2 separate regions of the Homo sapiens genome follow, and region 2 is linked to region 1. Evidence: read pairs that join two places in POLR2A ChIA-PET (ENCODE). Cell type or tissue: Panc1. All regions are shown on one strand. Each heading gives the region's core, and the rest is flanking DNA. Links, peaks and the distances in the headings are about the cores only. Region 1 overlaps ANKS1B (ankyrin repeat and sterile alpha motif domain containing 1B). Region 2 overlaps ANKS1B (ankyrin repeat and sterile alpha motif domain containing 1B).

Region 1 (11,331 bases), core at 4,284-8,283:
TGAAATCTAAACAAAGTCGAACTCACAGAAGCAGAGAATAGAATGGTGGTTACCAGGGACTGGGGAGATGTTGGTCAAAGGACACAAAATATCAATTAGAAGGAATAAGTTCAAGAGGTTTATCATACAATATGGTGACTATAGTTAATAACAATGTATTGTATTCTTTAAAAGAGTAGATCTTAAGAGTTCTCACCACAAAAAAAATGCTAAGTATGTGAGGTAATACATATGCTAATCAGTTCAATTTAGCTATTCCACAATGTATACATGTTTTAAAACAGCTTGTTGTACACAATAAGTATATATAATTTTTGTCTATTTAAAAATAATTAAATTTTTTAAAATTATTGATGTGCTGGATATAGGGAGAGAAAGAGAGAAATCAAGAATGACTCTAAGGCTTTTGGCCTGAGGAACTAAAAGGATAGAGCTGCCATCAGCAGAAAAGGGACAGACTATAGGAGGAGCATAAATTCTCTACCATATAACTTCCAATATTGCCTTCCCATTCTCTCTCTCCCTTTGGACTCTATTGAAGTAATGCTAGACAGACTTTATTCTTTTAACCATTTATTCTCTCTTTTCATTCTGTCTCTCTGTTGCATTTTTAATAGTTTCTTCTATTTATTTTCTAGTTTATTGGTTCTTTCTTCAGCTGTGTCAAGGCTGCTATCAAACCATTTTCTTAATTTTAGTAGACTTTTCTGTTCTAAAATTTCTATTTGGTTCTTAATCAAGTATATGATGTCAGTAGTTTGTATTTTTTAGTTCCTAAAAACATTTTCAAGCTTACTTTTATATTAAAATGGCAAATACAATTGGCTTTGGTTTTTTAATCTGATAATTCCAGCATCTAAAGTCTTTACGGATCCATTTCTGGATTTGTGGTTCTGACTCATGCAATCCTGTTCCGCTGTTAGTTTCATCATCAATTCTGTGTTGCTTATTATTCAACCTGTTGTTACAAGATACACATTTAAATATAACTAACTCTTAGTCTTTTAATAAATGTTAATTTTTAAAAGCATCGAAACTTATATCCTAATACCAGATGCTGAAGTCTGTGAACAACTTGCCTGTGTAACACTAGATCATTTATTTAATCTTTCTGGATTTCAAGTTTCTTAACTGTAAAAATGCAAATGATTAACTACCATCTTCTATCATTTACGTGTGCAGATAAAAGAAAAGAAAAATAACTTGTATGTTTTTAGGCACATAATAGGGGTTTTCAGTATATGAGTTTCCTTTTCCATTATCAAAAGAAACACCATCAGAATTAAAATAAAATATGGAAGATCAAAGAAACCCAGAGGGAAAACAAGAAAACAAATAGTTATCCTTTTTAGACAACACATCTAGAGTACTTGCGTGATATTTGAGAGCAGTATCTTTTAGCTATTAACACAAATTGGTAGGGACAGAATTTAGTTCCAGAAATAGCAGATGATCCTTTGAGACATTGTACTGTTCAAAGTTATCCAGAGAAATAGGACCAACAGGATCTATCCATCTATCTATCTATCTATCTATCTATCTATCTATCTATCTATCTATCTATCTATCTAGACAAAGATTTACTGTAAGGCATTAGCTCATATAATTAATGGAGCCTAAGAAGTCCAAAGATCTGCAGTTGGTAAGCTGGAGGTGCAGGACAGCCTATGTGTAGTTCCATTGTAAATCCAAAGGCCTGAGAACCAAGGAAGTTGATGCTGTAAATTCTAATCCAAAGGTTGGCAGACTCGAAGTCAAGAGCCAACATTTCAGTCCAAGTCTGGAGGCCTGGAAAAAAACAGTGTTCCAGCTCAAGAGGTCAGGCAGGAGAAATTCCCCTTTACTCGGCCTTTTTGTTCAATTCAGGTCCGCAATTTATTGAATAAGGCCAATAACAGTAGGGTGGATGATTTGCTTTACTCAGTCTGCCATTCAAATATTAATCTCATCCAAAAACACCTTCACAGATACATCCCAAATAATGTTTAGCCAAATGTGTGGGCATCTCACGGACTAGTTAAGTTGAACTTATAAAATTAAACACAACAGGAATGATTCATTGCAAGGGCTGGTCTTAACTGCTTTTGCACTAAAGCCAGAAGAAAATGCTGGGAACTCCCTGCAAACTGTAAGCCAACAGCTTCTTGAATGTTTTTTTTCTGAGTATTTTAATACATAGTATAAGACAGTGGATAATTAAGTACTAAATTATTTAGAAAAGACTAAGTATCTTCATCTTCTGAATCCATGAGCTATACCATTACACTGATAATTTGATTTTGTACTATCTTGCATTGTTCATTAACTCTTCCAGACTAGGTTATATTTTTGCATAAAGTCATATTTCTCTCTATATAGCTCTTAGCTTAATGCAATCCTTTTAAAGTAATAAATGAAGTAAAGTAGATAAAGCAAAACCTGTGTCAATGGAAACCAACACAAATGTATTTAATAATATGAAGAAAGCTGGTCTGGCTTTTATAATAATTCCATGATCCTTTCAAAGAAAATCCAAATGAGAAGCATATTCTAGAAGATATATGAGTCTTAAGAAGCTGGTTTATTCCCAAAATATCCTTGATAATATAATTTACAAAAAATACCAATTATCCAGTGGACTTGGTAAAATAGCAGCCTATGACCAAGACAGTTTTACATGCTCAACCTACATTTCACATATGCAGTTACAAAATATTGCTGATAAAAAGGAAATGAGGCACATAAAACTGCTTAGGGAAAACTGCAAAATATACTTGCAATTTCAGATTGAAATAAGAGGACTATCTTCTTGTCAGATTCCCTTACTACATATTAATTATTCATTATGAATGTCAGTTTAGTCTATAATAACAACATTAGAAAAAATACTTATAGTTTATTTTATCTTTTAGAAGAAAAATATTCTATGACTATAAAATAATTCATGTGCAACATTACAGTCTAGTATTTTAACATCAATACCCAGCATGTAACAAACAGTTTAAGTATACCAGGGACCATGATAGATGCTTTTCAGCTGAAGAATAGGACTGAGATTACTTCTGGCTGGGAATTCAAGAAAGCTGTCATGGAAGAGGCAGGAGTTATGAAGGCCTCTGACAGACTAGTAAAATTCAGGCATGAAGAAATGGCTGGGAAGGGCGTTCCATGAGTTGGAAGCAGGTTGAGCAAAATGTAGAGAGATGGGAAAGAGGCACATTTGTGGAATAAAGAAGAGTTCAGTTTGAATAAAATATAATATTCATGGAGGAAATGCTAAGAAATGGAGGAGTCATACACAAAGACTTTGGGCTTTGAAATCAGAAAACCCTAAGCTGAAATTCTGGTATATTTAACTTCAGTTTCATCTTCTGTAAAACAGTGCCTTTCACATAGTGTTACAAAGACAAATGAGGCATGTACAGATACGTGTGTGTGTGTGTGTATGTGTATGTCTGTGTGTGAATACATTGCCTGACACATAGTAAGTGCTCAATAAAATTATCTATTACTATTATTATCAGATATATGAATATAATCATAATAGCAAATAAAACTAGATAGGTGGCTTGATGCCTTATTATGGAAAATCCTAAGTGCATCACTTGCATCACTAAGTAATCATCAAATATAAGTATTTAATAAATCCTAATCTAACAATTCATGAAGCACAATTTTTACGTTTTGGTATTAAGTCAAGAGTTGACAAATTTTTTCTGTAAAGGGCCAGATGGTAAATATTGTAAGCTCTGTAAGGCTACATGATCTTTGTTGTAACTACTCTACTCTCTTTGGGTAGCGAGAAGGCAGCCACAGGAAATATATAAGCAAATGGGTGTGTCCGTATTCCAAGAAAATTTTACTTACAAAAACAAGCAGTAGACAAGATTAAGTTTGTTGGTGATAACTTGTAGATCCCTGTCTTAAGTACTTCCTATGGAAATGTTTTCCCTTTTATGGACAGACCTAGAAGAATGTTATATTATACATTTTCATTTCCATATTCATATTATAGATGAACATTCTCACTGTGTAATTAAAAACTAAGGTTTTCAATATAAAGCTAGAAATTTGTCATTTGTACAAAAAATGGCATTATATCTAACACCAGGGCAGTCCTTTGTACACAGCAACTGTTCAATATATGCTCATTAAATAGATAAATAAATAAGACCAATGAAATCTTTACATTTTAAAGTAACTTTGTTGTAGTGATTGTACATGACTACCACTTCTGGGAGAAACAGTACAGAAATCATAAGTAAAAAAGCCCAAGTATCCTGTTTCAGTATTTTCAGTGAGAAAGTACTCACTATGTACCACTTGAGGAAGATAATATTTAACAGTAATTTAAGAGAATTAGTTAATAATCCAAATAATTAACACATTTTACTTTCTCTAGTGAAGGTTTGTTAAAAAGTAACAATTCTCTTAAATATACCGGGTTTGAACTTCCATTACTATCACCAACAATAGTGTTAAATATTCAAGTCTTAATTAGCCAGCAACTTTACCAGATGAAATGTGTGGTAGACAGCCTCTAGGATGGTCCCAATTGAGCCCCACCTCATGGTATTCACACTTTTGTGAAATTTTGTCCCCTAGGGTGTGAGTTGAACTCGTTGAATTGCTTCTAACAAAGAAGAGATGAGGCCGGGCACAGTGGCTCACGCCTGTAATCCTAGCACTTTGGGAGGCCAAGGTGGGCGGATCACAAGGTCAGGAGATCGAGACCATCCTGGCTAACATGGTGAAACCCCGTCTCTACTAAAAATACAAAAAATTAGCCAGGCGTGGTGGTGGGTGCCTGTAGTCCCAGCTACTCCGGAGGCTGAGCCAGGAGAATGGTGTGAACCCGGGAAGCAGAGCTTGGAGTGAGCCGAGATTGCACCACTGCACTCCAGCCTGGGTGACAGAGCGAGAGTCCGTCTCAAATAAAAAGAATAAAAAAGAAAAAAAAAGAAGAGATGAGTTGTACTTCTGGGAATAGGTTATAAAAAAAGACTGTGGCTTCCGTCTTGTGTGTGTCCTCCTTCTCAGATCTCTTGCACTGAGGAAAGCAAGTAACCACATTGTGAACAACCTTATGCAAAGGCCTACGTGGCATGGTAAGGAGCTGAGGCCCTCATTTCAACAGCCCACCAGAAACTGAACCTTGTTAACAGCCACGAGTTAGCTTGGAAGCAAATCCTTCAGCCCCAGTCAAGCCTTGAAAAGACTGCAGTTCTAGCCAACAGCTTGCTTACAGCCTCCCGGGAAATCTTGAGTCAGAGGCATCCCGCTAAGTCCCTCCTAGTTTCCTGACCCTGTGAGATAATTAATGTTTGTTATTTTCGGCCACAAATAGCAATAGATAACTAATATAGTAAATGTTTGGTTAACGTTTATAACATGGCCAACATGTTTGTGCTACAATGGTGCTTAGACTTTCAGCCTTGTTTTGAAGGAGCTGACTACTTAATGGAAAACATAGAAGGGCAAATATAATTACAAAATTGTGTTACTTATGCTACAAATTCAGCAATATGGGAACACAGAAGAATGAGCCACTAACCAAATGAGGGGGCCAGAGCAGAAAGTTAGGTTATAGGCAGAAAGAGAAAGTGAAGAAAAAAAATGTAATAGCCTTGAGGAATGAGTGCCATCAAGAACTCAAAGAGGGAGAAGCATTCCAGGCAAAGAAAACAGAATATGCAACAGGGCAGAAGCATGAACGAGCATTATGCCTTTGGGAAGCTATAAATAGTTCAGCTTGGCTGAAGCACAGGATATGTGTGGAAAAGTGAATGGAGATGATGTTGGCAAGATAAAGTATTCAGATGAAAGATGGAAAGGTGTATAAAAAGAAAACAAAATTGCCTTTGTAAAAGATTAAATTTTTCTATTTAGGAAAAAAAGTCAGCCACATTGCATTTCTAAAATTACTTTCCTTGAGGCTATGATCAAATGCTACTTTCATCTATAAAAAGAACAGACCACAAGGCTATAGTCACTTTAAAATTCTCTGCATGCAAGAGGCCACATCTGTGTGCTAAAGAGTAGAATGATTGACTAGCAGCTTCAAGCCAATAAGAACTTTGGTCTTATCTACACCAGAGAAGTTCTAGCAAAGAGTCAAAAACTCGAAGAGTTAGAGGACATCTAAAAGTCCAAGATCTCAATTCAAACATAAAAAGCAGTGCAATGAACAGATGGTTGGGAGAGTGTGCTCTCTCCCACCTTTCCTTTACTTTTGTTTCCTCCTCTTTCTCAACCCATGGCAGGGAGATGGTCTTTTAGCATAATAATTCACCAGAGGTATGCTGTAATTGGTGAGCAATATTAGTAGGAGAAATGTTTCCTTGTCTTATAAATTCTCTACTCTGAAGAATCTCAAGGATTTATGAGAAATGCAGGAGTCTTGTAGAATTTTACCTTCCTCCTCCCAGGATGATGCCAAGAATGACAATTCCCTGGCCTTGGCTAGCAAGACTGAACTAGAATCCTGGAGAACTGCACAGTTAAGAAAATGAAAGAGAAAGGGAGGCCATAGAAGATGGGTTCCCTCCCAATGCTTACTTTTATGGACTAAATGTTAAGCAATGAAGAAAGTAAAAAAGAAAGAAAATATTTTGCATCACATCAGTAATCCGTGGATTCTCTGTTTTACTAATGCACTTGTGCTTCAATTCTTATTTTGGCTCTTCAGGCTCTCCTGGTTTTGAGTCCCATTTTAGGTTGTATGCTTTCCCTTTTGTCTTAACAACCTATTCTTTTCTCCGGTTGTACTCTTAGTGGTCCCTGTATTCATCTTCTATATCTTTCTATTCATTCCAAAATTATGTAAACACCCAACCTGACCAAGACACACCCTAGCACTAGCCCACCAGGCCAGAACCCCTACTAAGTAGCCACTGACTCTCTATGAAAGGAAGTTAGAAAATGAACCTGCTGAGAGTAAAGGGGGAAAAAGGTGGATAGGAGGCAGGACTAACTTGCAGCTGCCACTCAGATGGACAGAGCAGCATGTGGAGACCCACATCATGAACTTTTGCTCCAAGAACTACCATAGGAACATACCAGGAAAGCAGAGAAAACCACAGACCCTTTGAAGGAGTAGATTGCCACTGCAGGCTCTGTGAGTCAGCTTGCTTTCTCAGCAGGGAGGTTTGTAGCCTGGGGCAAGTTCTTAGTCCTGCTCATAGGCTGCCTGGAAATAAACGGTGCTGTTGGCAGGGCACAGTGGGAATGAGACTGGCCTTTTGGGCTGTGGGCTGTGTGGGAGTTGGGTGAGGTCTGTGGCTGCTGGCTTTCCACCACTTTCCTGGTGACCTGTGCGACTCAGCAGAGGCAGCCATAATCCCCCTGGGATATAACTCCATTGGCCTGGGAACTGCAACCCCACCCCCAACAGTAGCCACAGCAAACCCCACCCAAGGAGAGTCTGAGCTCAGACACACCTAACCCTGTCCCCACTTGATGGTTATTGTCTGCTGGCCCTGGTAGCTGAAGACTAAGGACATAATCTCTTGGGAACTCTATGGCCCCACCCACGGCCTGATCCTTCCTATACTACTGCAGCTGATGTGCTATTGAAAGCACCACCTCCTGGCTTGAGGACAACCAAAACAAAACCAGCGCACTTAACAAAAATACAACCAAGGACCCTCAGAGAGTCCACTTCACTCTCCTGATACCTCCACCAGAGCAGGTGCTGGTATGGTATCCACAGCTGAGAGACCTGAAGATGGGTCAAATCACAGAACTCTTTGCAGACACTCCCAGTACCAGCCTGGAGCCCAGTAGCTCCACTGGGAGGCTAGATTCAGAAGAAAAATAACAGTCACTTCAGCTCTCAGGAAGCCCCATCCCTAGGGGAAAGGGAAGAGCACCATATCAAGAGAGCACCCCATTAGACAAAGAATCTTAACAGAAGCCCTTGAGTCCTAGATCTTCTCTCTGAAATAGTCTACCCAAATAAGAAGGAACCAGAAAAAAACAATTCTGGTAATATGACAAAACAAGGTTCTTTAACACCTCCAAAAGAACATACTGGCTTACCAGCAATGGGTCAAGATCAACAGGAAACCTCTGAATTGCCAGAAAAAGAATTCAGAAGGTCGACTACTGAGCCAATCAAGGAGGCACCAGAGGAAGGTTAAGTGCAACTTAAAGAAATCAAAAAAGATGATACAGGATATGAATGGAAAAATCTCCAGTGAAATAGATAGCATAAAAAAAATCACAACTTCTGGAAATGAAGGACACACTTAGAGAATTACAAAATGCACTGGGAAGTCTCACAATAGAATCAAACAAGTAGAAGAAAAAAACTTCAGAGCTTGAAATCAAGGCTTTCAAATTAACCCAATCTGATAAAGACAAAGAAAATTTTTTTTTTAAAATGAACAAGGCCTCCAAGAAAATTTGGGATTATATTAAATGATCAAACCTAAAACTAATTGATGTTCCCGAGGGAGAATAGAAATCTAAAAGTTTGGAAAACATATTTGAGGGAATAATAGAGAAAAACTTTCCCAGCCTTGCTAGAGATCTAGACATCCAAATACAAAAAGCTCAAAAAACACCTGGGAAATTCATCACAAAAAGATCATCGCCTAGGCACCTGATAGTCATCAGGTTATCTAAAGTCAAGATGAAGAGCTGTGAGGCAAAAGCATCAGATAACCTATAAAGGAAAACTTATCAGATTAACAGCAGATTTCTCAGCAGAAATCCTACAAGCTAGAAGGGATTGGGGTTCTCTTTAGCCTCCTTAAATAAAACAATTATCAGCCAAGAATTTTGTGTCCAGTGAAACTAAGCTGCATAAATGAAAAAAAGATGGTGTTTTTCAGAAAAATAAACGCTGAATTTGCCACTACCAAGCCATCACTAAAAGAATGGCTAAAAGGAGCTCTAAATTTTTTTTTAACCTCTAAATCTTGAAACAAATCCTCGAAATACACCAAAATAGAATCTCCTTAAAGCACAAATCTCACAGGACCTATAAAACAACAACACTATGAAAAAAAAACCAAGGTATTCAGGCAACAAATAGCATGATAAACAGAACAGAACTTCATGTCTTAATATTAACATTGAATGTAAATGGCCTAAATGATCCACTTAAAAGACACAGAATGGTAGAATGGATGAGAATTCACTAGCCAAGTATCTGCTGTCTTCAAGAGAGTCACCCAACACATAAGGACTCACATAAACGTAAGGTAAAGGGGTGAAAAAAGATACTTCATGCAAATAGACACCAAAAGCAAGCAGGAGTAGCTGTTCTTATATTAGACAAAACAAACTTTAAAGCAGCAGCAGTTAAAAAAGACAAAGAAGGACATACATAATGATAAAATGACTAGTCCAATAGGAAAACATCACAAACCTAAATATACATGCACCTAACACTGGAAGTCCCAAATTTATAAAACAATTTCTACTAGACCTAAGAAATGAGATGGACAGCAACACAATAATAGTCGGGGACTTCAATATTCCACAGACAGCAGTCAGGTCTTCAAGACAGAAAGTCAACAAAGAACTATACCCTAGAACAAATGGACTAAACGGATATTTACAGAACAGATATTTACAGAATATTCTACCCAACAACTGCAGAATATACATTCTACTCATCAGCACAGGGGACATTCTCCAAGATAGACCATATGATAGGCCATAAAACAAGTCTCAACAAATTTAAGAAACTCAAAATCATAGCAAGTACTCTCTCAGAGCACAGTGGAATAAAATTGGAACTCAACTCCAAAAGAAACCCTGAAAACCATGCAAATACATAGAAACTGAATAACCTACTCCTGAATGATTACTGCATAAACAATGAAATCAATATGAAAATTAAAAAATTTACACTGAACAATAATAGTGACACAACCTATCAAAACCTCTGGGATACAGCAAAGGTGGTGCTAAGAGAAAAGTTCATAGCATCAAATGTCTACTTCAAAACATCTGAGAGCACAAATAGACAATCTAAAGTCATATCTCAAGAAGATAGAGAGACAAGAACCAAACCCAAATCTAGAAGAAAAAAAGAAATAACCAAGATCGGAGCAGAACTAAATGAAATTGAAAAAAAAAAAATACAAAAGATAAACAGAAAGCTGGTTCTTTGAAAAGATAAATAAAATTGATAGACCATTAGCGAGACTAACTAAGAAAAGAAGAGAGAAGATCCAAATAAGTGCAATTAGAAATGAAACAGGAGATATTACAACCAATCCCACAGAAATACAAAAGACCATTTAAGGTTACTATGAACACTTTTATGTGCATAAACTAGAAAACCTAGAGGAGATGGATAAATTCCTGGAAATATATAACCCTCCTAGATTAAACCAGGAAGAAATAGAAACTCTGAACAGACCAACAACAAGCAGCAAGATTGAAATGGTAATTAAAAAGTTACCGAGAAAAAAAGGCCAGGACCAGATAGATACACAGCTAAATTCTCTCAGACATTCAAAGAAGAATTGGTACCAATCCTGTTGATATCTATTCCAAAAGATATAGAAAAAGAGAATCCCCCCTAAATTATTCTATGAAGCCAGTATCACCATAATACCAAAACCAGGAAAGGACATAACATAAAAAGAAAACTACAGACCAATATCCCTGATTAACATAGATACAAAAATCCTAAACAAAATATTACTTAACTGAATCCTACAGCATATCAAAAAGATAATCCACCATGATCAACTGGGTTTCATACAAGGAATGCAGGGATGGTTTAACATTCACAAATCAATAAATGTGATACACCACATAAACAGAATTAAAAACAAAAATTACATGATCATCTGAATAGATGCAGAAAAAGCATTTGATGAAATCCAGCATCCCTTTATGATTAAAACCCTAAGTAAAATTAGCATAAAGGTCATTCGTTAATGTAATAAAAGCATCTATGACAAACCCACAGCCGACATTATACTGAATGGGGAAAATTTGAAAGCATTCCCCCTGAGAACTGGAACAAGACAAGGATGCCCACTTTCACCACTTCTATTAAACATAGTACTGGAAGTCCTAGCCAGAGAAATCAGATAAAAGAAAGAAATAAAGGCCATCCAAATCAATAAAGAGGAAGTTAAACTGTCACTGTTTGCTGATGACATGATCACATACCTAGGAAACCCTAAAGGCTTATACAAAAAGTTCCTAGAACTGGTAAATGAATTCAGCAAAGTTTCAGGATACAAAATTAACATACACAAATCAGTAGCCTTGCTATACACCAACAGTTTTCAAGCTGAGAATCAAATCAAGAACTCAACCCCTTTTACAATAGCTACAAAAAAAAAAATTAGGAATATACTCAACCAAAGAGGTGAAAGC
Region 2 (11,331 bases), core at 3,711-7,710, 86 kb before region 1:
AAGACTTCACAAATTCCACTTTTAGTAAAAAAGACAAGTGATAGAATAGGAAGGTAAAACTTAAAGGAGAAACTAGAAACTAGGCAGTAAAGGAAGGGAGAAATTATAGAAGAAATTATTTCCCTTAATAACAAATATTTCAATAAAATGTATTTAGTAAAATCTTTAACAGACTTGTTCATTATTTTACCATTGACTTAAGTAAAAAAGCAGATGAAATGCTATGATTAACAAATGACATGATGCCAAAGGAAATAAATAATACAGCGTATAAGTGATACAGGCTACCAAGAAATTTAATAAGGTGAAATTTAGAAGTAATAAAGACAACATTTTGCATTGAGATGAAAAATAGTCAGCATTCCAGCAGAGGCAGATTTACCACACAGGTCATGAAGCTTAAGCTTCAGGACCCTTGATTTACACCAACACCTTTCAGAGCCTGTACCTAATGTATATATGATAATCCTATTATTAAAGGGGACCTCTAAAATTATATAAGCTTCCGACCTCCAAAAACCTGACTATGCCTTTAAGTTTTAATTCCAATAGGATAATACAAACTATTTAACTCTGAATCCAACAAACCTTTATGCAACAAACCTTTCAGATCAAACAAGGACAAATAAAATCACCATAACCCATACCAGAGCATATCTTAGAGACAGAAGCCAACTTACATGTAAACGGGAGATATATTCATTTGAGACCACCAAAGTTGGCTCCAGAGCCCTTACCTTAGTGAGATGGAGGGGACTTGTATATATAAGAGGAAAACTAGGCATGTTTCCAAATAGATACAATTAGCCTCCCTCTCACCAAGGGGAGGGCTCTGAAGCCAGCTTTGGAGGTCTTAAATGAATATCTCTCCCACTTACATGTAAATTGACTTCTGTCTCCAAGAATGCCCCCAAAAGGAGAGAGTCCAATCAGTACCACCCTTAAAGTTTGTAAGATCCTGGGCAAATATTTTATTTTTTGCAGGACTCCTGTCTATATAAACAGTTTGATTAAAGATGTACTGCAAATTCATGGACTCATGCAAAGTACAGTGATTTATTAATGAAGAGTTAGAATAATGAGTAGACAAGCAGTATATATATATTTGTTTATTGTACATGTTTATTGTACAATCAGTGCACATGAAGATTCTTTGTAGTGTCTGATTACTGCCTATTTCTGTTCAGATCCAGAAACCATACCTTCATGTTCCCTATTGTCATATGTCCCATGCCTAACTACTTCCGCATCTCCCATCTGAGAAAAATGTAGCAATGCTATTATTGTTACTGCCATAGCTCTTTGGAAACTGTGTGTATTTAAGCAACACAGACCATTTTGTACCTGTAGTTCTCTAATATCATTTACTTAATGCTGTACATAATTACTCATGACACTGCATCATCTATCATGCACCCTGTGGATTCTGACTTCGGTGACTCTCTTGAAGGTTGTTATGGCATTGATGGTCATGAACGCAAGTCATTCCCAGAGTATTTCAGATAATGTGAATGATGGTTTGTTTTCTGGTCATGTTTTTACTGATGGTAGTTTTATATCATAAACTTATCTTCCAACCATGTGTTTCCTCAACTATTTAGATCAAAACCACTGCATTACTGATTGCATTGCTGACTGCTTTTGATTATTGCTATACTCCCACCTTCCACAAACTGCCACCAATGAGGAAGATAGACAAGGGTCCTAGGGGCAGTGAGAGAAGAGACTTTCTATTTCTGTAAATGAATGTCCATTGTTCATTCAGCATGGCTTAGAATTGGTCCCCCCACCCCAAAGAACACAATATCACTGCATCAATTGTAGAATACTGATTGAAAGGATCCACTGGCCATGCTGAGCAACAATCTAGAAGAGTCTTACCGGAAAACAGAATGATCATTCCCAGAGGACTGCTTGACATGTGGCATGGAGCCTGCAGAGGGATTGGGGTAAGCATCTTGGGTGCCAGTGGCTGGGAGTACATTGGGTTGAGGATACCTCCTGCAGCTCCTGCCGCCCACAAGGGCTGCCCACATGGGCAGACACACACCAGTGAGCATTAACACAGAGGCCCAAAGCTCAAGCCCAAAGGTCAGTGACAAATAGTTGGTAGCCCAGAGCTCTGAAACTCATCCTATGTCAGACATTGAGTCACCCAAGTACATATATCAGCACAATCTGATAGACCAATTTCATGTGATCCCACAAAAGAAATACTGTGGTAGCCAGCAGGAGGGATCCACTAGCCAGGCTGCTCTCCTGAAATCAAGGCTGGCCATGGGTCCTGGGACAACTCAGAAGGGTGTGAGCCCCAGAGTTCTTACAGGTCAGGTGGATGATTCCGGGTATAGAGAGTGGAGAGTTGTAGAGTGCCTCAAAGGTAAGAAATAGGAACCCGGGCCCATATGGATGGATCAGGGCCCTTAAGGCACAGGGCCTGAGGCAAAAACTACACTTCCCTGGGCCTAAGGGTGGTTCTGGGTCCAATTCTAAATGAGAAAGTATTCAGAACAGGTCTGATCCCTGGGGATCAGAGTGCTGAATGCTGGGGAGTCAGAAGCAACTTAGCGGGCAAGACCAGAAGTGGCGGTCTCTATCAGGTACCTCTTCTGATGGAGAAGGGGGCACTCTAAATATTAATAGTACAAGAGTTCCTTGGAGGTTTGATTACAAAGGAGAAGAAAGAAGTTGCTTAAAATAGGGTCGTACTGAAACAAAATTGTATAAAAAAATAAGAAAAGAAAGAGAATAATAAAAATCAACAAATGAAAAAATAAACAATTTTTTACATCCTTTACATGTCAACAGAAGTAGCCCTTGGACTAAGAAAATCAGCGTCACTGGACCTGGATCTATTTGCCCTAAGAGCTCATCTTTTCTCTTCTTCTGTTCTCTGTATTACAGGGGGCAGCCCCCTCTGGACTGTGTTTCTCTAGACTCCCAAATCAGCCGGGCTCTGGGTGGGCTTGAACAGCCATTTAGAAGCACTTGTGCAAGACTGGAAGGTGTTAGGAAGGGAGAAGTCAGGGGTATTTCTCTCCCTTTCTTTCTGCCTTGGGAAGTATCTCCATTGATGACTGTCCCTTTTTTATGGTTCCATTATTTCCTTGGTTTTCTTGGTTCCCGGGCTCTGATAACCACCATTTCCTTTTGTCTCTCAGCCTCAGGACACTAATGGCTTCTTGCTTTTGCTAGCCTGTAGGTCACCTCGCTGCCCCCAGTATGGCTCCTCTATTATTTCATCATCTGTGTAACTAACTCTCTGCTTTATATCCCTGTGTTGTAAACCTCTATAATTAAAACAGTGTGGTATTGGCCCATGAATAGACAGAAGGATGATGAAACAAATAGAAAGTCCAGAAATAGACCCAGGTATATATAGAAATTGGGTATATGACAAAGTTGGCATCTCAAATCGCTGGGAGGAAAGATGATCTTTAGAATAAGTGATATTGGTTCAGCTTGATAGACATTTGGAAAAAGTAAAAAAAATTGAATTCTATCTTATACATTATCTCAAGATTAATTTTACATAAATGTAAAAAATAAAACCATATAAGATCTAGAGGAAAACACAGTGAAATCCCTTATATCCTAAGAGTGAGGGAGCCTTTCTAACTATGACTCAAAATACGGAAGCAATAATGGAAAAGATTGAGAAATTCAACTACTTAAAAAAAAGAAATGGCCAAAAAAAATCATCATAAACAAAATCAGAGGACAAATCACAAACCAGATGAAAATATTGCAACTTATATCACAGGAGAAGGTCTAATCCAGTGTTTCTAAAGCTCAGCACTACTGACATTTGGGGATGGATAATTCTTTGTTATGGGGGCTGTTTTCTGCACTGCAGGGCATTCGGCAGTACTTTTGGCCTCTACCTACTAAATGCCAATAGCACCCCTTTCCCAGGTGTGACAACCAAAAATACTTCCAGACATTGCCAAAAAACGTGGGGAGAGGAGTGAGGAGGGAGGCAAAATCATCCCCAGCTGGGGACCACTAGTCTGTTCTAATATATAAAAAGATCTTAAAATAGTGAAGGAAAAATTCAAAATCCGAATAGAAAATTGGGCAAAAGACGTGGGCATTTCATAAAAAGAAGAGAAATGGCCCCTGAGCACCTAAAAGATTGCTTAATCTCACTCATACTAAGAAAAATGCAAATGAATGCTATTCTGAGAGATTTCTTACCTAGCAGATTGGCACACATCCAAACATTTGAAAGAAGTCTGTGAGCTACACATTACTGATGGAAGTGCAAAATGGCAAAAGCTCTTTGAAAGAGAATTAATCGGTATTTTAAAAAATTATATTCAGATTTTCTTTTGACCTAGGAACCCCACTTCTATGAATATTCCCCAAGAGAGAGAGTTCCAGGAGAACAAACCAACATATGTACAAGGTTACTTACTGCTGTAAAAGGCTGCAAGTAATTCAGATTTCCATCAATAGCAATAATGGAATAAACAATGACATACTACCCAATGAAATACCATAATGCAGACCTTAAAGGAAGTGAAGACTGTCTTTATGTATTGATAAGAAGTAATGGTCAGAATGTATTAAGTGGAAAATTCAAGGTTCAGAGCAGAGTATGTGTGTGTGCTTGTGTGTGTGTGTGTGTGTGTTGTAAAAAGAAAATTCTTAAAAATGATAACATAGCGGATGAATGGGAGGAATAAAGTAGGGAATAGATGGAAAGAAGAATTTTCTGAGTACACCTTTTTATATAATTTTGACATCTGAACTATGTAAATGCCTTATATAATTTTACAAATGAAAATAGAAAAGTTAAATCCTAAAATTAAAAGGAAACCAGAATAAATAAGCCTAACTCTATTTTAAATTAGTAATACGACTCGGAGAGAAAATTATTTCAAGTGACTTTTGGCAAAGCATTCTGATTATATTTTTATGACTACAATTTTAGGATATACTGTAAGCACAAAAAGTGATTCAAATAAATTTTAAATTTCACTCAATAGTTTTGTTGTATTGGGGACACATGAATGTAAAGATGGGAACAACAGATACTCGAGACTACTAGAGGAGGAGGGTGGAAGGGGGCAAAGGTTGAATAACTACCCACTGGATACTATGTTCACGACCTAGGTGACAGGATCAATCATATCCCAATCCTGAGCATTATGCAATATAGCCATGTAACAAACCTGCACATGTACCCCATGAATCTAATATAAAAGTTAAAATTTAGAAAAAAATAAAATAATTAAAAAGTATTTAAAAATAGTTTTGTTCTCATTAGAACCTACTTTATATGCTAGGATAAAACAAACATGAATGTCTTAGAAACTAAGATTTTCATTATAAAAGAAAAGAGACAATATAAGATCAAAGTTAGAAACTTATAATATTAAAATTTAATCAAAATCCTTCATATGCAGTAAGTATTATATATGCATTATAGATGTATAAAATATATGCGTATTTTTTCTTGCACTATCTGTTGTCATTTATTGTAAAACACTGAACATATAAAAATTCACAATTTTACAGTGGTTGAGAAAAGAAAACGGAAAAGAAAAAAGAATAAGATGAAGAGAGTGATAGAGAGACACACGACTATCAAAGCTCACTAATAAACCAACTTTTCACTCTAAAATTTGACAATTAAAAAAATAATTCAGAATATCGCACCTTTTTGGGAAAAGCTGTCGCCAATACCCATTTTATTTTGGAAAGCTCTTTATAAGAGATTAACAGCCAATAAACGTAGAAGGAATAATATTATTAGAGAATCAGAATTTTGCAATCCCAATGAAACCACTGTTCCCATCAAGGATCATCAAAGAATGATAAACCCTTACGTGAAAGTTCACTGGGGAATACCTGATGTCATTCCCAACAGTTCATTTACCCCACAGTTTACTTGCTAATTGCAAAGGGCAAACAGACCTTGCAATGAAGTGATCTAGTAGTAACCACCCTAAAAGTGATAAAATTTAGCATGACCAATAGAGCGAAGCCTGATATTTTATGCTTCCTAATGTGATGCAATATAAGGTACTCAGAATCACCTATGAAGTACCATACTCTTGCCAAATGCTTAAGCTAGATGTGCCCAAGACTTTGGACCTAATATCCAGGTTATAAAAAGTACAGGTATAAAAGGACAAGTTAAACAATCAGACAAATATAGAATGTGATATATTTTACAAGACAATTGTCATCATCTCAACAAAAAGTCAGTATCACAAAAATAAATGTTGGTGGACTGTTCTAGACTTAAAGAAACTTGAGTGATGTAACAATCAAATTAAATAAGTGAACTCTGGATCCTGGTTTGAAAAAGCAGCTGCAAGGTCATTTTGGGGAAAATTGGATAAATTAGATAGACAGATGCTAGATGAAATAGGCTGATTAGATATCACTTGATTAAGAAATTATAATTTTCTCAGTGTGCAAGGTATTACGGTTAAGAGAATGCTCTTTTCTATATGTATACTGAAATATTTAGGAGTAACATTATCTCCAGAATTTATTTTCAAATTTTTCAGCAAGCAAGATAGAAAGATAGATAAATAGACAGATAGATAAATGGATAGAAAGATAGATAGATAGATAGATAGATAGATAGATAGATAGATAGATGGACGGACGGACAGACGGACGGACGGACAGACGGACGGATAGACAGACAGACAGAGACAGATAGATAGATAGATAGATAGATAGATAGATAGATAGATAGATAAAATATGGCAAATGTTAACTCTTGAATGTAGGTTGTTGGGTGATGGGCATACGTTAATTACACTGTTCTTTCAACTTGACTGTTTGAAAATTTTAGTTAAAAAATGTGGTGAAGAACATTGTACAAATATAGGATGAGATACGATAGAACATAAAGAAGACCCTTATAAGTGTGTAGGAGATTAGTGGGGCATGATTGTTATTCTTAGATTACTTAAGGAGGCACAAAAAATTAGTCTTCAGCAGCTAACGGCATAGATATGATAGGGTTGCACTAGATCCACCTTCTAGGGCCAAAAAGGCACTGGTGGAGCTGTCTCAGCTGTCAGTGCTAACAACAAAGTTGATTAGACAAAGATCTATGGATCTAGAGTGCTTGGCCATGACTTAAAAAATAGAGAGCATTTAGGGGAAATATTGGCAGGGATAGCCTGCCTCAGCTATTATTGTTATGGCTTATGGAACATGATGATGGGTACAGCACCAAGAAATCCTGTCATCATGGACCTACAAACAGTAAGGATTTAGGCTGAGTTTTAGCAAAGGGAATAAAGAAAGCAGCTAGAAACCCAAGAAGGCCAGTGGATCCAGATGAGTTACTAGAATCTCTTTAAAAGACAGGCAACAGACACACAGACATGCAATGAATTCAATAAAAATTATATAGTCACAGCACATTTTCCCAGTCTCAGGAGGTTTTTGCCCTCTGGATGGAAGGTAATTGTTTGTTAATAAGTACCTGGCTTCACTACACATACACTAGTTTCAGGGTGAAATATTACTTTAATTAACTAGTTGAAATTTCACAGGTCTAGAATTTAATTACCTGTTGGAACTGTAGCTAAGATATCATGGTCTCATAAAATTTTACTGCCTTTTAAAAATGACCATAATTTATCAGAATCTTGGGGGAAATTGTGCATTGTGCATGAAAACAACAAACATTGGAATATAGTTAGTCCTAAGATTGAAGAAGAGACTTACAAGTACTTCGATGCACTCTACTGAAGTTCAGATGAGAGGACAGATTCTGTTTCAGTGACAAAGACAAACTGGGTTTCATATTCACTGTTGTCTTCACCTTCTGCTATAGAGTTTCTGGGTTTTTTGTTTGTTTTTGTTTCTGTTTTGTTTTTTTTTCTTGCTAGGCTCCCTCAAATCATGGGACAGTTTCTGGTTTTGGACCCCAAGGAAAATCTGAAGGTAGATGAAGTTGTCCTTTGTCAAACTACCCCTGCTTTTTTTGTGTGTGTGTTAGCTCACTTTGTATGGCATTTAGAGCCTGTATGTCCTAATCTATTTCTTCATTATGCAAAGCATTGAATAGTTTCCCAGATTCTAATTGTCCTTGTCTAGGTAGCATGTGTACCAGGGTATTATATTTTACTGTATGTTGTCTCTACACATGCCGCACCAGATTAGGCTCCCAGGAAGCCCTAAACTCTTGGTGATAGTTTGATGGAGGAAGGAGAGTAGGATGAAGCCTTTCCTAGTCCCTGAGCTTTAGTGATCTCTGTAAACGCACAATTTAAGAGATAAGACATGTGAGAAGAAGGGTAGGATTAAAGATCTGATGAATTAGTTGCTAATCTATTTCTTAGGCAAGTAAATTTATCCCTCTTGGTATGTGTCAACTTGTCTAGGTCACAGTACCCAGTATACACATGTGCACACACACACACACACATATACATACTGAGAGAGAGAGAGAGAATTTACTGGTTTTGTATCTCTGAAAAAGCCTAATACAATGTACTCCCTCATCTGTGAGAACCTTCCAAATTCTTCAGTTTTACAATTTCATATCTAAAGAACAGGTCTTTGTTGCTAAATTACTGCCTGAAAATAGTTAAGCTCTAATTATTAAGGAAAAAAACATTCCTGTGAAAAATATTTTCTTTCCACTTATAATGCAAAGGTAAACTTCACCAGTATATAATAAGAATAAATTATTAATAAATGGCACCTGTACTAATAATAATGCTTTACTATTTGTTAAAATATTCCATAGTACTGAAGACATTTAACTACGTTAGTAAATGACCCAAACTAACACTATTATTATTTCTTTAAAATTGGTGACACAGAGGGATGACTAGGCAAAGCATAGAGGATTTTCAGGGCAGTGAAATATTCTATATGATACCACAATGATGGATACATGTCTACTTACATATTTGTGTAAACCCATAGAATGTACAACACCAAGAGTGAACTCTACTGTAACTATGGAGTTTGGGTAATAATGGTGTGTTAATGTAGGTTCATCATTTGCAACACATGTACCACTCTAGTGGGGGATGTTCATGATGGGGGAGGCTGTGCACTTGTGGGGAGTAGGGAAATATGGGAAATCTCTGTACCTTCCACTCAATTTTGCTGTGAACCTAAAAAGAAAAAATATGTCTTAAAAAAAAAACTAATGACCCAAGTGTGAATAAAACATGGATTACATAGAACTTAAGGGTTTAAAATCAACTTGCACCATACTGAAACCACTTAGGGTTCTTATCATGCTGTGTTTCTTATGATTCGTTTGTAATTAGTCAGAATATACTGCAGCTGTTTGTGATTTCAGGGAAGAATAAGATGTTTATAAAGAGAAAATGTTCCATTATCTCTGCTTTTTAAAATTCCTTTCTTTGTAAATGATATTTTATGATATGTTTTCCATCCTCATTTCAAATCCTAAACAAGACTGTTAAATAGGGGTTTGTCATACATAGAAAAATTGCTACATATTAGCTTCTTTCCCCACTTCCTCCCCTAGTTTTATACATCCATACACACACTCACGCACATTATTTTTATATGCGACAATTTCTGGCTCTGCATAAAATGTTACTGCAAAAGTACACTGTGTCAAGTTTTTTCAGCTGCTTACATTCCTACTCTGGTACCAGTGCCAGGGTTTCAGGGCACTACAATTTCCTTTATATCTCAGTGGTTATTTTGAAATTATCATGTCTCATCTGCACTCCCTCATAATGTATGCCTTCCATGTCATATTAAGCTGCACTCTTTTCCCTGCCTTAATTCCCTAATTTCTGGAATGATATTGGAATTGGTTATGATTAAAACAGCAAGGGTCTATATTAAAAGCAAGTATCTTCCTCATAGATAGATCATGAAAGTTTGAGGTACCATGAAATATGATGTGAAAATCACCTTCTTCAAATATCCAAGAAGATCACTAGTAAATTTCAAGTGTAGGTTCATTTTTACATATATCTTACTTACCCCTGGAGTTCCATAGCAGAGGTGGTAGTGAACTTGACCACTAGTGAGAAATAAGAGGAACTATGGGGTAATTGTTCCCAAGGAAAGGGCAGGAATAGGCCATTATGTGCATGTAACTGTAAAGAGTCAGTAGATGCATCAAGAGGTATCGTATGACAATTGGAAGATACAGAAATAAATTCCCAGGGTTTCAAGATAATTGGGAGAGGAAAAAAGGAAAGACAGTGTGGTGGACATCTTTTGTTTTTGCTTGACTAGAATCCTCCTTCATTAGTAACAGCATCTGAGAAACTATCCCTTCCCTATTAGACGGGTAAGAGTCTCAGTTGCAATGGCCCATCCTCCCCTGACCAAGAATGTAGATTTGGTCCAATACAGGCAAGTCAGACACTTCATGGGATATGAATCTTTAACTGAACAACACAAAGGCTGAAATTTTTTCCAGCTGATTTATCTCAATGATGGTGTTTTAAAGAGACTTTTTCATTAGTTTCTTCTCCCTAGATATCCCTAGTTGCTCCAGTTACTGCTCTTTTTGAATACTTGTTTCATTTTTTGTTTTTTTTTTAAATCCTGCTTACATTAGTTGCATGCAATCTTACAAGCTTAACTGACAAATCATTACCAACAAATTAGATTTCTTTAGTGACTTGGCGAAAGTGAGAAAGAAAACTACCTTTGAGAAAGGGTGGACTGGATTAAAGAATGAAAACTTTCAGCCAAATAGTAGAGAACTTTGCCTAAGAATGACTTAGAACTTTGGTCCACTTCAAGGAAAGGAAACTAAGCCAGAATGTAAATCAATGCATTGCTTCTTTCATTGAGAAAGTCATGTAACAAAAAAAACACCAGCTGAACTAACCTGGATGCTTAGTGATGTATTTGGATTTACACCATGCTGCCAGTTCCTTACAATTTCAGTCTCAGTAACCCTGATCTAGCTTAGGTTGTTTTAATCCAAAGAATGTGCTGATTGAGACTTTTTATTGGAATAACTAGAATTTGACACATGATTTCCAGAAGTATAGAGGTTCCCAGAAAATACATAAATGAATGGAAAGAATAGTACAGCAGGCCCTTGAATAATGTTGTTTCATTCAAATGTCATTTCATTATAATGTTGGTGAGGAAAAAAAAATCTATTCCCAGTTAGAGCCACTGTCTGTGTGGAGTTTGCAGGTTTTCCCCGTGTCTGGATGGATTTTCTCTGGGTATTCTGGTTTCCTCCCACATCCCAGAGATGCACATGTTAGGTGAACTGGTGTGTCTACAGGGTCCCAGGCTGAGTGAGTGTAGGTGTTAATATGAGTGTACCCCGTGAAGGGACAGCATCCTGTCCAGGGTGCATTCCCATCTTGTACCCTGAGCTGC

What was found. Peaks named below come from ENCODE experiments on the same cell type or tissue, not always from the same donor. Only the 100,000 strongest peaks of a DNase experiment are listed, where the experiment ranks them.
Region 2: POLR2A ChIA-PET joins it to region 1 with 5 read pairs; 2 of 35 experiments call an interaction of 5 or more read pairs at or near these places.

What each region holds. Positions count from the first base shown.
Region 1 is chr12:99,448,379-99,459,709 of GRCh38, forward strand. All of the region lies in intron 10 of ANKS1B (ankyrin repeat and sterile alpha motif domain containing 1B), which reads right to left. Among named protein-coding and RNA genes, the nearest start is that of GARIN6, 190 kb to the right of the region's middle. RefSeq lists enhancers at 6,793-7,294, 7,295-7,794. In Panc1, for the core only: no CTCF peak of the experiment used is centred there; no DNase peak of the experiment used is centred there; H3K27ac peaks cover 802 bases.
Region 2 is chr12:99,363,174-99,374,504 of GRCh38, forward strand. All of the region lies in intron 12 of ANKS1B (ankyrin repeat and sterile alpha motif domain containing 1B), which reads right to left. Among named protein-coding and RNA genes, the nearest start is that of GARIN6, 280 kb to the right of the region's middle. In Panc1, for the core only: no CTCF peak of the experiment used is centred there; no DNase peak of the experiment used is centred there.